Linked DNA regions of Mus musculus: region 1 is linked to region 2. A link is a contact called in ENCODE Hi-C or POLR2A ChIA-PET data. All regions are on one chromosome and are shown on one strand. The core of a region is the stretch at or near the end of the contact, and the rest is flanking DNA. Distances in the headings are between cores, read along the strand shown. Region 1 holds the start of Lrrc14 (leucine rich repeat containing 14). Region 2 holds the start of Maf1 (MAF1 homolog, negative regulator of RNA polymerase III).

The links. A loop is a pair of places that touch in the nucleus more often than their neighbours do. ChIA-PET counts read pairs that join two places held with the same protein, here RNA polymerase II (POLR2A).
Region 1: a map of T-helper 2 cell shows a loop between it and region 2 (3-fold over the local background). The contact joins the promoter of Lrrc14 here to the promoter of Maf1 in region 2. A Hi-C loop is called at or near these places in 1 of 37 maps with a recorded cell type or tissue (T-helper 2 cell). POLR2A ChIA-PET finds 5 or more read pairs at or near these places in 1 of 5 experiments (embryonic stem cell).

What each region holds. Positions count from the first base shown.
Region 1 is chr15:76,707,010-76,713,699 of GRCm38, forward strand. It overlaps Lrrc14 (leucine rich repeat containing 14), which reads left to right and starts at 3,632. Exons shown (of 4, transcript NM_001358891.1): 1 at 3,632-3,918; 2 at 5,858-6,211; 3 at 6,392-6,690. The coding sequence starts at 5,883. Recql4 (RecQ protein-like 4) reads right to left here and starts at 3,550. Exons shown (of 22, transcript NM_058214.3): 1 at 3,384-3,550; 2 at 3,269-3,302; 3 at 3,092-3,189; 4 at 2,759-2,899; 5 at 1,793-2,542; 6 at 1,526-1,652; 7 at 1,318-1,425; 8 at 1,116-1,214; 9 at 243-335; 10 at 28-164. The coding sequence starts at 3,467.
Region 2 is chr15:76,345,439-76,352,722 of GRCm38, forward strand. Maf1 (MAF1 homolog, negative regulator of RNA polymerase III) reads left to right here and starts at 5,856. Exons shown (of 8, transcript NM_026859.3): 1 at 5,856-6,221; 2 at 6,982-7,114; 3 at 7,208-7,284. The coding sequence starts at 7,032. It overlaps Sharpin (SHANK-associated RH domain interacting protein), which reads right to left and starts at 5,672. Exons shown (of 9, transcript NM_025340.2): 1 at 5,043-5,672; 2 at 4,617-4,791; 3 at 2,863-2,997; 4 at 2,648-2,789; 5 at 2,458-2,566; 6 at 2,226-2,379; 7 at 2,044-2,156; 8 at 1,821-1,949; 9 at 1,602-1,747. The coding sequence starts at 5,240. The coding sequence ends at 1,833. Cyc1 (cytochrome c-1) reads left to right here. Exons shown (of 7, transcript NM_025567.3): 6 at 39-139; 7 at 217-822. The coding sequence ends at 321.

The sequences.
Region 1 (6,690 bases), core at 2,382-4,881, 360 kb after region 2:
CCAGGTCCTGAGCACCTGTCTGTATACCTGGTCATCCATGAGTGACAGGAGAGGCGAGACCACGAGTGTGAGGCAGGGGCTTCGCTGGGCATAGAGCAGTGCAGGAAGCTGGTAGCACAGAGACTTTCCAGCACCCGTGGGCAACACTAACAGAGTAGAGATGCCTGGGTAGGACAAGAGGTAGTTATGAGGCTCAGTTGGTTAGACACAGCCTGGCGCAGTTCCTAGGCAGCCACACCTACCAGAAAGAATCCGCATGATTGCACGCTCTTGCCCAGGGCGGAAGGCTCGGTACCCTAGCCGCTCTAGGGCCTGGAATACTTCAGCAGGGGTTTCTGTGGACACAAGTTACAGTGGTTTGAACGAGAATTTCATATGTTTGCCTACTAAGTCCCCACTTGGTGAACTGTTTGGGAAGGATGAGGAGGTGTGTTTGTTAGATGAAATGTGTCACTGGGAGTGGGCTTTGAGGTTTCATAAGGTCTAGTATGTCTCTGCCTGCTACCTGCAGATCTCAACTACTTCTCCAGCACCATGCCTACCTTCCTACTTCTCACAGTGATGATAACAGACTAAGCTACTGAAACGGTAAGCAAGAGCTAATTAAATGCTTTCTTTTATAAGAGTTGCGGTGGTTGCCAGGGCAGTGGTGGCTCACACCTTTAAATCCTGCACTTGGGAGGCAGATGCAGGCAGACGTCTGTGAGTTTGAAGCCAGCCTGGTCTATAAAGTAAATCCCAGGTAGCCAGGGCTACACAGAGAAACCCTGTCTCAAAAACCCAACAATCAAAAAGAGTTGCCTTGGTCATGGTGTCTCTTCACAGCAACAGAACAGCAACTACGATGTGTTGATAAAGAGTCTGGACCAGGGCTGGTGAGATGGCTCAGTGGGTAAAAGCACCCGACTGCTCTTCCAAAGGTCCGGAGTTCAAATCCCAGCAACCACATGGTGGCTCACAACCATCTGACTCCCTCTTCTAGAGTGTCTGAAGACAGCTACAGTGTACTTACATATAATAAATAAATAAATAAATAAATAAATAAATAAATCTTTAAAAAAAAAAAAAAAAAAAAAAAAAAAAAAAAAGAGTCTGGACCATTAAGTTTCACTCACCTGCTACTTGTCCCAAAGGTCCCGGTGGGTAGAGGGGTGACATTGGGGTGGGGCAATGAGGCACCTGTAGCTCTGGCGCAGCAGGCTGTGTTTCCTCACCTGCTTAGATAGGCAAGAGAGGGTGATGTGGAAGCACCAGCAGAGACAGTGACCATCCTGGCATGATGGCCTGCAGTCACATCACCCATTCCCCCTCACTCACCAGAGTGGTGACAGGAAGCAGTGCCTGTCCTCTGTGCTACTTCTTCCAAGGTGGAAATGGGCTGTTTGTCATCCCTGTCACCTTCCTCTTGGACGGTCAGGGTGGGGCCTGGACCAGGGTCAAGGGCTGCTGGAGCCTTTCATTTGTGTAAGTGATTCCCTAGCACCCACGGTGGGCAAATGACCCAATACTTAAGGGAGAGGCTTACCTGGTTGGGAACACTGGGATGCCCAGTGACCAAACTGCCCACACCGGAAACAAGTGTCCTTGTCTGTGGCCCTGGGTCCACTTCCCCCAAACGCAGCTTGTTTCTTCTTCCACTTTTGCTTCCATACCTGGGGAAGGGCCACACATGGAAGAACCATTCAGGAGTAGACGGGAAGAGACAGGAGGAGGGGAGGGGAGGGGAGGGGGAGGGAGGAGGAGAGGAGAGGAGAGGAGAGGAGGCTGGCCTGTTCCATTCAGCACATCTCACCTGCTTACGGAGAAGCCTGCCCCGATTGGCCCCAACTCGTACAAAGCGTTTGTTTTTCATGTTGAGTCGAATATAGTTCCCTCTGTCTAGGGAAGCTGGTCGAGGAGAGGCATGGAGGTGGGTTGTGCCCTTAGCCTTCTCTGTCCTGGCCTGGTTTGAGGAATTGCATGGCTGAGGGACATTCACTTGTGTGGGTTCTCCTGGAGGGTCTTGCCCATGTACTGTAGCCCTGGCTCCCTCAGACAGGGGTCCTGCTCCGCTGCTGGGCTGGTCTTGTGCAAAGTCCTCCCCCTTCTCATTCCACTTCCGCTTCCTGCCTTTACTGTTGATGGATTTGGGGCTCTGTGACAAAACCTGGGCTGGCTGTTGGGCTATGGCCTCTGGGCTCTGTACAGATACTTCTGACTGGATGTCAGGATCAGCGATGTTCACCTTGCCTGACATCTGAGGCTGTGACTCCTCTGCACTCAGGTCAAGCCCACAAGCACCCGGAACCTCTAGAAGATCTGAAACTCTGTTGTGACACCTCTCTAACCAACCAGGGTCTAGGGAAGTCAACCTCCGGCTGAGGGATGATCGGAGCTGCTGGAGCTGGCCCAGCCTCGGCCGGGGCTCAGGAACCCGAGGAAGTGCATCGTCAGCTTCGTCTGGACAGGGGGATTCAGTCTTTGAGCCTGGTGGCCTTGGGGCAGGAACTGTGGACAAGGATCTCTTCTGAAGCTGGAGTTTTCTGCTCTGGGTTGGTCCAGTCTAGAAAGACAGAACAGCAAATCGGAATTCAGGACCTGGGTTACTGCAGAAGTTTGGGACAGACAATAAGAGTGGAGATGCCTGAGCACCGTTAGGAACCTAGTCCCAGTTATTACAGGAGCGTACGTGCGTGCTATAAGGAAGGGTGGACATAGAAGGACCCTGGCAAACCACCCAAGGGCCAAAGGCAGTTCTGGGTTCACCTCCACGTCTTACCTGTGTTGTGTTTTTCAGATTGGCTTTGAGCCTCTTCCCATAGTCTTGTACAGAACTCAGTAGGCTCTGTTTTGGCATAGACTGCGTATTCTGCGTTGCAGCTCGACTCAGGTGGGGACCCCAGCAGCTTGGCTCCTGTGCCTGCAGTAGATAGTAGCAACCTAGACCAGTTTAAAAGATGGCATGGGCACAGAAGTGCCTCTAAAGCTTCCCCTAACCCCCATGGGAGGACCTGGCCACCCAACTTCTGTGCTCCATGGAGGCACGGCTGCAAAATGCTCTCGGTTCCTGCCATTTGGACCACAGACCGCTGAGAGTGGGATTCACTGATACCTCCTCAGCTGCCTCGGCAAGTGATTGCTCTAGGACACGATGTCTGTCGTCAGCCTGACGCACCGCCTGCTTTAGGTTACGGTACTCACGGTAGAGCGCTGGGAAGGCAGAAGTCGGCGGTCAGGGGCATACCCACTAACATTCGCCCTGTCCCTGGTCCACCAGCCCAGTGCTCACCGCGGGTCTCTTCAGGTGCCGCCTCCACATCCCCCTAGGAGAGAAGCTTGTCAGCAACAGGCTGCGCCAGGATCCCCCACTTGCCGCCCCTGTCCGGACCCTAACTCCACCTCACCTTCGCTGGCCGTCGCCCGTGCAGCCGTGCAAAAGCGCGTTCCCACTCCTGTAGCCGCGCGCGAACGGTCGCGAGCCGCTCCATGGCAGCCCGAACGTGAGTTTAGGGGAAATCTCCCGCCGCCACCGTAAAGTCCTGTCCTTAGCCAATGAGAGCGGCCGCCGGGCGGTGCTGCAGATGCTCTGAGCCCCCCGGGGAGGGGGCGGGCCTATGAGTTGTTGCGTCATCACAGCGCGCCCCGGCGCTGCGCGGAGCTGGGCGAGGCTTGCTGGGCGAGGAAGGGTTGCAGGCCTTGGTAGTCGGGGAGGCGGATGAGCGGGGGCCGCGGGGCTGGGATTCGAGTCGAGCTGAGAGTCAAGCAGCCGTTAGTGGTCAGGGCACTTGGACGGCAGGTTCGACGGGGACTGGCGCTTGAAGACCACGGCTGAGGCGGATTCTCGGGAGGTGCCGCCGGCGCGCGGGGATGGGCCGCAAGCGAAGGGAGACCTAGGGGCGGGCGAGGCCGGTCTCGGCCTGTGGCTCCAGGCTCGCCCGGGTCAGTTGATGTTCCGGGCTTTTTGTTTTCTCCAAGGATCCGAGCGTGCGCGTCTGTATGCCGCAGAGACCGCTGTGTCCTGTGTGCAGTAGCATCACCCAGAAGCAATCCTTGCTTGGAGGCCAGGCGGGCTGCCACCGGTTCCTCTTATGACAGGTGTTTGGTTGGCTTGTCCTGTCAGTTAGGCAGTCCTATTATCTTAAGCTAGAGCCAGATCAAGGACAGTCACGCGGGGTTCCCCAGGGACGCGTGCCTTAAGGACTCGTAGGAGATGTTAGAAGCAAGCAAACCCTGGGCTTCATCAGTCTTTCTGGTCCCCAGTCTTGTCCCTTGCTGCGGCTTTGCGTAAGGCCTAGGCCCTGGTTTTCCATTCTGTTGTGGGCTGAGGACTGTAGCATAGTTCTGAGGGTAAGGTGTTTTGCCCACAGGAAGTCTACTGACCCAGGATAGCAAGAATCATTCAGGCTCAGGATCTTTTGTATGTGGCTTCTCAGCTGGAACGCTTTAGCAGTTTTGGCTTGGATCGTTATGAATCTCGTGAATTTAAGACATGGTTTCTCAGTGAAGAGGAGGTACCCGAATAGGAGACAAGGACCACAGAGGGTGAGAGTTGCTCTTCCTCAGGGATTTCTCTGCCTAGTTATACCCTAGAAATCCGCTATCTCTGGAGTTCAAACTCAGGGCCTTGGTCTCAGATGCTGCACACCATCTGTTCACAGGATCCTTTAAAAAACAAAAACAAAAAAAAAACCCCAGAGCCTGGCACTCACTAAGCTGTGTTAGACTTCTTTAACTCCAAAGGCACATCTACGTGGAGGGTCAGGATGTTAGGCTACTGGCTCTGGAGGAATCCTCTGTTGTCAGTCTGGTGGGAAGAGAGGTCTGGGATTTACTTCACTTTAGAAAATATTTACTTTCCCTAGTCGTAGGAAAATACACCATGTGCATGTGAAAGCTTCAGGTCAAAAGGGGGCACCTGCATCAGTTCCATGTGGCTGTGACATACCATGTTGGTTCTGGAAACCAGGCTGGGGTCTTTTGCAAGATCGGTAAATGCTCATAACTGCTGAACCATTTCTCCACCCCACCCTCCCACCCCCATTTTACAAGCAAACATGCAAATCTACTAGAACTCAATAGTGGGCTAGCCAGCCAGTAAGGTTCAGGGAGTCTTCTGTTGACTCCAGTGCTGGCTACAGAGCTGTGTCACCTGTATCCTGCTTTTACATAGGTTCTGTGGTCTGAAATCAGGTCCTCATGTTCAGTAAGAGCTATACAGAAAGGCGTCTCCCAGCCCCTTTTCTTCTTCTCTTTTCTTTCCTTCCTTTTTTTTTTTTTTTTTTTTTTTTTTGGCTAGGATGTCACTGTAAGGATAAACAGACTATAAATAGACTAGGTGCGCTTCGGACTCATAGATCTACCTCCCTCTTGCCTTCCTCTGTGCTGGAATTGAAGGTGTACAACTCCATGCCTAGCCCTTACTAGACTTCTGAGGAAGGATTTCTGAGTCATTGTCATTTGGGAGACCTAAAGTATCAGTGTTGGGCCCTGCAGAGCATGAGCTATTTCTTTTAACAGACAGGTCATTGACACAGCTGCACTATGTATGTTCTGCTCAACACTTTGTTTCCCCCATGTCTCCTGTCCACTCTGCACAGTGCTAAGTGCTTCCTAGGAATTGTTCCTGCCAAGTGTGATGGCACAGCATGTAATCCCAGAAGAGGCAGGAGGATTGCTACAAATTCAAGACAAGCCTGGGCTATACAGTGAGACATTGTCTCAAGCCAGACCTAGAAACTTATCTTTTGTGCATTTCTCCTCTATTAACTACCAACTCCATATCAGATACCTTGGTGGGCTTTGTACCACTGATAACTTGGGGAGGGTGTGGCCTGCTTCTGGCCCAGAGTTTGTCTAATTAAGACTCCCCCTCCTGCAGGTGGCTGTCTGCCCAGTCCAGCACCATGCACACACTTGTGTTCCTCAGCACGCGTCAGGTCCTTCAGTGCCAGCCAGCTGCATGCCAGGCCCTGCCCCTGCTGCCCCGGGAACTCTTCCCTCTGCTCTTCAAGGTGGCCTTCATGGACAAAAAGACGCTTGTGCTGCGTGAGCTGGTGCACACGTGGCCCTTTCCCCTGCTCAGCTTCCAGCAGCTGCTGCAGGAGTGTGCCCACTGCAGTCGAGCCCTGCTGCAGGAGCGGCTCAGCACAGAAAGCATGCAGGCTGTGATCCTGGGGCTGACAGCTCGGATTCACACTCAAGAAACAGAGGCTGGCACGCAGCCCTTGTGCAGGTATGCATTTATCTAGGGGGCCCATAGGCTAGGGGTACAAGGAAGATCCCCTGAGTTGTGGTTCTGAGATCAGAAAGAGCTCCCTCCATATGGGGATATCTGTTGCTTCTGTACAAAGTAGCTGGGAGGGATGCTGGCCTTTCTCCTTCACTCCCTCCCTCTGCCCATCCCTGCTCCCAGGAAGCATGCATTGCGGGTTCTGGACATGACGGGTCTCCTGGATGATGGTGTGGAGCAGGATCCTGAAACCATGAGCATGTGGGACTGTACAGCCGCTGTAGCCAGAACGTGCATTGCCCAGCAGCAGGGTGGGACTGCCGAGCCAGGGCTGTCACCAGTCCCCGTGGAAATCCGAGTAGACCTTCGGGTAAACCGGGCCTCGTACACATTCCTTCGTGAGGCCCTCCAAAGCAGTGTGGCCAGCCCGCTGCGGCTGTGCTGCCGGGACCTGCGGGCTGAGGATCTACCCATGCGTAACA
Region 2 (7,284 bases), core at 4,606-7,105:
GCCCCCAACAGTAGCCTCGCTATTTGTTCTTGGCCCAGGCACCCCAGCTACCATGTCACAAGTAGCTAAGGATGTCGCCACCTTCCTTCGCTGGGCATCAGAACCAGAGCATGACCATCGAAAACGCATGGGTCTCAAGGTAAACGGTTGGGCAAGGGTCACAGTGGGCAGTTGGGGGTCTTTCCTGTGTCTTTTCTGAGCTCTCTTTGTTCCCAGATGTTGTTGATGATGGGCCTGCTGCTGCCCCTGACCTATGCCATGAAGCGGCATAAGTGGTCAGTCCTGAAGAGTCGAAAGCTGGCTTATCGGCCACCCAAGTGACCCTGTTCAGTATCTGCTTGTCATCTTGCCAGAACAAGCTCTCAGCAGCCCAGGAACAGTCCATGGCCTTCTCAGGCCTGGCCCTTTTCATCAGATACAAGGGCCAGGAGACCAGACTCTTGCTTCTGATCTTCCTTCAGCCCTCAGTGTGGGAATAAATTAAGTTTCTCAACATACACATTTTAGCTGGTCAATGACTAAAACATTTTTTCAGTGGAACCCTGGAACCCATATTTCTCCACATTATTGTTTCCTGTACTGCCCAGTATCTGGGAGTTATTGATATGCACCAGAATGCAAAACCTGGCAGCACTGTTTGCATGGGAGAGATGGCTCAGTGGTTAAGAGCACTGGCTGCTTTTCCAGAGGACCTGGGTTCAGTTCCCAGCACTCAACATGGTGGCTCAAAACCATCTGTCTCCAGTCGCAAGGGCTCTAACACCCTCTTTTGGCCTTCAAGGCACTGCATGAATGTAATACAAAGCTGTCCGTGTAGGTAAAGCACCCATGGTGTGTTTTTTTTAAATCTCAAAAGGCAGCACCATTCAGCAGAGTGGGTATGCCTTGGGAGAGGTAGAAAGGGGCTGTAAAGAGTGAACAACTGCGTCCATACTGAGGCAGTAGAGAACCTTTATCAAGTAGAAGACCTGGAAAAGCAGCACTGGCTGGGCAGGATGGGAAGTTCTCAGACTGTCAAGCAATTGGGAGTAGAAAGAGGGTACCTGCATGTCTTTAGTCTTGGCTGGACAGATAAGAGGGTTATGCTGGGGATGTATCTGTCAGGGAACAATACCTAGTAGTCTACAGTGCAGCTACATAGTACATGTAGGACAAATTGACAGTCACTAGATCCATGAAGGATCTTGGTGCCTAGGGCAGTGTGATAGCTGATTGTCAGGAGGATCACAAAGGCAGGCGACTCAAGACTCCCAGTGCTCAAACACCCTAAGTGGGGAAGGAAAATTACTCAATCCTACTGTTGGGATACTGGCTGAAGCAGCTAAAAATAATGGTGATTGCAATATAGGAGGATTTGAGAAGGGCAACAATGGGGCCAGGGATAGTGACAGGAACTCCTAGCAGGAGGCTAGAGGCCTGTAAAGTGATCCCAGTATTATGTTCTATGACCACTGGGACTTGATTCTAAGTGCACTCACTCTTCAGTAGACTCCTGGTTGTGGCTTGGGGAATCCCGCCAGCTACTGTTGGGCAGAACCTGGTTTCCTTGCTCTCAGGGAGCGGGGCTAGTACAACTCCACATCCAAGAACAGAACACAGGCTGGCTCGTATGTGTCTTTAATTACTAGCTTGTATGTAGCCCCTGTTGTTTAACACTGGCATCTCTGTCCCCAACAAGCATCAGTCCCCTGCAAAGTTCAAGTGGTGGTGGTTGGGCCTGTGACAGGAGGGCCATATTCTCTGTAACCTGAGGAAAAAGATAGGTTACTCCTGTTTATTCTACACTGTACCCCCTCACCCCCCCCCCCAGACTCTTGTACCTTTGGTGGCTTCTAGGTGGAAGCTGCAGCAAGAGGATCCCAAGCACAGGGCCTTTGGGTGCTACACATCTCACAGCCAGGGCGGTTTGAGGCATTGATGAAAGTGCAGGAAGGGCAAGACCAGCCAGGCTAGGAGGATGGGAAGACTGTTGATGCTTTCTAGTTCTTCCAATGCCCACAGCTGCCCATATCTGGCCCACACCCAGACTGGTTATTTGCCCACCTGAGAGGGACTTGGGAGACTGGAACTGGACGGCTGGAGGTCATGAGGCAGCCCCAGTGACTGAGGAAACAAGCCTAATTTCCGGTCCATCTTGGAGTTTTGAAGGCTTTGTCCTATAATAGAGAAGGCTCAGGGCCATCTCAAGACTACACCCCACCTTTCTTACCCCATTAAGTACTAACCTGAAACTTCTCTGGGGGCCGAGAGCAAGTAAAGAAAAGCAGGGTCTCCATCTTGAGAGACCCCATAGGAAGCAAGGCTTCGTTCAGGCATACACAGGCACCGCCCAATGACCCAGCGCTGCACAGCTGGTGGGAAACCGAACTCTGAGAACACCTGAGGTCAGAACATGAGGGCTAGGCAGCGTCACTCACCCAGAATCCCTGCTGCACGTTTCCCGACGCCCATGCTCACCTGATCCTGAAGGGCTGCAATGGAGCAATGTGGGTGGATCTTCAGTGAGACATGGGCAGACGATGAAGAGGACAAAACCGATGTGGCGTCTTCAACTGTGACTTGTAGCCTGGGTCAGAATATAGATTAGGGTGTTGGACAGTTAACTTGGGAGGGTCAGGAAGGCAGAGTAAGCAAGACCAGGCCTTACCTTATGGGACCTGGTGGGAACCAGGCCTCCATGAGCTGGACATTGAGAGCCACATGATGCTGCGCCAGGACTGCTGCCACTTGGGCCGCTGCTTTCTCATCCCCACCTGCAATGGCCTGGGACAGGCGTGTAGCCAGCTCTTCTAAAGGGAGAAAAGACAGCTATCACAACTAGACACCAGCCACAAACCCCCAACTCCTTCCAATCTGTCTTACCTTTTTTGAAGTTTCCAGAACTTTGAGGAAGATCCACCTCAGGTTGGGTTGCTTTAGGTATTTGAGCCATAGAAGAACATGGTGGAGAAATGGGGCACATTGCTGGGGCTGGGGCTGGGGCTGGGCTGCCACTGCCTAAGAGGAAAGATGTGGATTAGGCTAGTGGTATCCAATCTCAGGTTTTTAGAACCTTGGCCTTCTCTGCCTCATCCTACTATCCTTAGGCCATAATTCAGGCTAATCTTCCTCTCCCAGCCTTGGCCCTCAAAACAAAAACAACTCTCAGTTGGAGAGAAATAGGGCTTTTTTGTGTAGCATGGGTGTTCTGGAACTCACTGTAGACCAGGCTGGCCTCGAACTCAAAGATCCCTGCCTCCTGAGTTGCAGGGATTAAAAGCATGCACCACCACTGCCTGGCTTAAAGTGCTTTTCATACAGACATAGACCTGAGAGTTCAAATTCCCCAAACCATATAAAGCCAAGCATGGAAGTATAGATCTGTAATCCCAGTGTTCATATGGTGAGTGAGTTGGGGGTAGAGGCAAGAGAAATGAAACTCCCCAACAAGGTGGAAAATGAGGACTGACACTCGAGGTTGTCCCAGGATTGCTCTCTGACTTCTTTATGTGCTATGTACATGTATGCCTCTATACAAATACATGCGCACCACAAATACAGACAGACACACACTCACGTGTGTGCACACACACAGGAAAAAAGAAAAAAAGTAGTCCCCAGTTGGATGGTACACATCTATAACACCAACACTCCGGGAGAACAGGTAAGAGGGTCACTGACAGTTCAAAACCAACTTGAGCTACACAGTGAATTTGAGATCAACCTGGAATTCACATTGAGACCTTGTCACAAAGAACAGTATTAAGGGTTGGGTACACACATCTGGCAAATGAACGACAAGAGAAAGTCTCTCTTTCAATGCTAAGGTACCCAGGTCTCATGTCAGGCTCAGGGCTTCCTCCGGTGTTTGTGGGCTTTCCTACCTCTTACCAGGGCACTATCTACATCAGTGGTTCTCAACTTGTGGGTTTCAATGCTTTGGGAGTGGAATGACCCTTTCACAGGGGTCACCTAAGACCACTGGAAAACATACTTACACATTACAATTTATAACAGCGGCAAAATTACAGTTATTAAAGTAGCAATGAAAATAAATGTATGGCTGGGGGCCATACTGTATTAAAACTATATTAAAAGGTTGAAGCATTAGGAAGGTTGTGAACCACTGGTCTACATCCAAGGCCCTCTTTTCTCTATGCTTCTCCTGGTGACTTTGGGTGACTTCTCCAACTCCCAGTCTTTACCTCTCCAGAGTCCCAGCCATGTCCATGCTTTTCCAAGCAGGCACTGGATATAAGCCTCATACTAAGTGGTTCTTCTAGCTCAGTCATAATCACTAACTCTTCCATTTGAACAACCACAAGACCTATCAATTCCATCTCCTAAGATCCTCTGGCCTCCTTTAGCCTTGTCTACACTGTGGAGTTTCTATCTTTAAGTCTCTGTTGTTTTTCCACTGAATACAATCCCATTTTCCTTAAACTCTTAGTCCTGCAGCAATGCTTGCTCTTCTTTTTCTTACTTGTCTGGTACTGGGGTCAGCTCTTGAACCTCTTATTTCTCCACTTCCTTCCTCTTGGAAGCCTTCCTAGGTGCCCAGCTTTTCCATCACTACCCCCAACCTCGACCAGGTGGCCCGGACATATTCAAATAAGCATTTATTTCACAACACTGACCATTTTGTCCTTCTGCGGTGGCATCTCGCACCAGTGCTGCCCACTGCTGTGCTTCCTCGGGGTCGAGGAAGTGCACGCTGAAGGTTCCAGGACCTCCAGGGGGAGGCTGCAGCTCGTGTTGGTTAGGCCCACGGACGGTGTAACAAATAGCCTCCAAGGGCCATTCTAAACTGACCTGAACAGGGAAGAGTACTCGGTCGGTGGTTCCTCTTCGTTACCCACACGAATGTGAAAGGAAAAGGAACGAGGTAATCTTTACGGCTCTGAACTTTTCTCGCCTGTTATCTTACCAATTCCTCACAAGATTTGTAAATTAGGTATCAGCATTATTCCCACTTTTACAGGCAATCAAGAAAAATAACTGCTTAAGGACTGTCGTCAAGGTAATCGAAAGAAAGTTGATTCCAGAATCGGGCCCACACTCACCGCCCCAGGCTCGGTGCCTAACAGTCCTAGCCGGAAGCGTCCAGGCCGCTCAGGGTCCGCTATCAATTGCAGCTTCCGCGGCTGCGCTTCGGCATCCTGTCCAGCGCCCAGGGGCCTGACCGCCGCGTGCACTGCCAGGAGCACCACAGGTGAGGCAGGGTCTGCAGCCACTGCCGCACCGCCGGCGGGCGGCGACATTTCTGATCCGGCGGAGTCCTGACTCTCCGAGAGTGCTTCCGTGATAGAGAACTGTCGAGTACTTCCGCCGGCCAGAAACTCGGACTGTGAGCCTCGGTTCCGGATGCCCCAGAGCTTGGAGAACAAGAAGGACCCGATGCTGCGCACTACCAGAGCCTGATGGCTCGCTAAGCGATAGGAATGGTCCCAGATCTCCAGGCACGGTCCGGCCAAGCTAGTCACCTTTCAGCAGGACCCGAGACAGTGTCACAGACCGGTCACCGGTCACAAAAAGAAGGCAAGGATGAACTTTTCTTAAAGGTTCGAACGAACGACAGCTGCTGCCCTACACAAGACAATACCAGTTCCCGGAAGGAACCAGGCACCAATGCACACAAACACACATAAGCACAGCAGAGGCTCTTCGTAACCGTGGACCACTCTAGGAAGAGGGTTGGCTCCTGGGGGCGGGGCGGGCATGGTTCTAACCAATCAACACCAAGAGGGGAGGCGGGTTCGTTAGCGAGTGCGAGACAGACAAGCTATGCAGCCAGTAGAAGTGGAAGGTGAAGCCGAGTGGCGGAGGAGTCCACCAATAAGGTTTCTCGTGGTCTGGCCCTGTGGTTAAAGTGGACCATTCAGAGGAGTGGGGTTGGGCCCGTCGGACGCTTGTTGTTGTCGGGTCGGGGGAGGCGGAGGTCGCTGTTTCGTTCTCTGGCTGGTACGATCTCGGCGGTCCGCGGCAGGTTGGTCGCGAAAGCGGGCGTTGCAGGGGGGCGAGGCTATGTCGCGGCTGCAGCCCGTATGGGCCGGCAGGGCCTGGAGTAACGGGACGTCGCCGCGAAGCTTCTTCCCCCGGATACAGTGCGGCCCGAGTGGAGGCCGCGGCGCCGCCCTCCAGTCCTGAGGAACCCGCGCTGCGCAAAGCCCGCGCCGCCGTCACCTCGGCACCGACACTAAACAACCCGTCTACCCTGGCTTGATCTAGCCCAATTCTGGCAGGTGGGTGTCCGCCTTGTGCGCCAAGCGGTCCGGGCTTGCGGGAACCACAGTCCCCGGCGGGCCTCGCGCTGCTGCAGTGCCTCATGGGACTTGTAGTTCTTATGCTGCTTGGGGCTGGAGCGCCTCTCTTGGTGCACTGCCTCCTGGGGCTTGTAGTTTCCCGCTACGAATCTGCTGGTACCTCTAGGCTTGCAGGGCAGCAATGCCAGGAGACCACTGGCCTGCGCCAGCAGAGGTGGTGTGTCTGCCCATCCTACACACTTCGACGTACGAAGTACGAATTAGGCATACTTGCAAATAGAATTGAAGAATTCATGGGTTTCCTCCTCTTGACAGGAAGCAGTGAAGCAACCCATAGAACCCGGGAGGAGCACCCATACAGGTGACCCTCAAGGCTTGAAACCCCAGATGCCCCGTTCCGAACCGGATAGCAGGTTCTTATTGAGGACCTTACAACAGTCTGAGGATGCCTGCAGAATGTCAATGGAGTAGGAATGTCGAGAGTGGGTGGGGCCCCCAGCCAGCCCCAGTATATAGTACTTGAGATTGAGGTAGAACCTGGACATGCCATGCTCATGCATAGGATCATCTCCCTGTCAGCCAGTGCTGAGTTCTCAGGGGCAGGTAAGGTGAGGAAGATGAGCTCCATGGTGGACTCAAGGTTAGCTCGAGCTGCAAACAGTACTCTGCTAGTGGGTGGAAAGGCTGAAAGTGGAGCCCTTTGGAGCTAGGTAGCCATGCTGGCTTCCCACATTCCCAGGTAGTGCTGCCCTAATCCCACTGGCACAAGAATCTCCCTTCCCAAAGGACATGAAGCTATTGGAGAACTCCAGCTTTGAGGCCATCAACTCACAGTTGACAGTGGAGACTGGAGATGCCCATATTATTGGCAGGTGAGGCTGGAGGCTCTGGGGATCAATCTGTCAGAGATCACTATCGTGGGCCTCGGGGTTAGCATGCTTCATGACTCTGCCTGCGTTCTTTAGGATTGAAAGCTACTCGTGTAAGATGGCGGGAGATGATAAACATATGTTCAAGCAGTTCTGCCAGGAGGGCCAGCCCC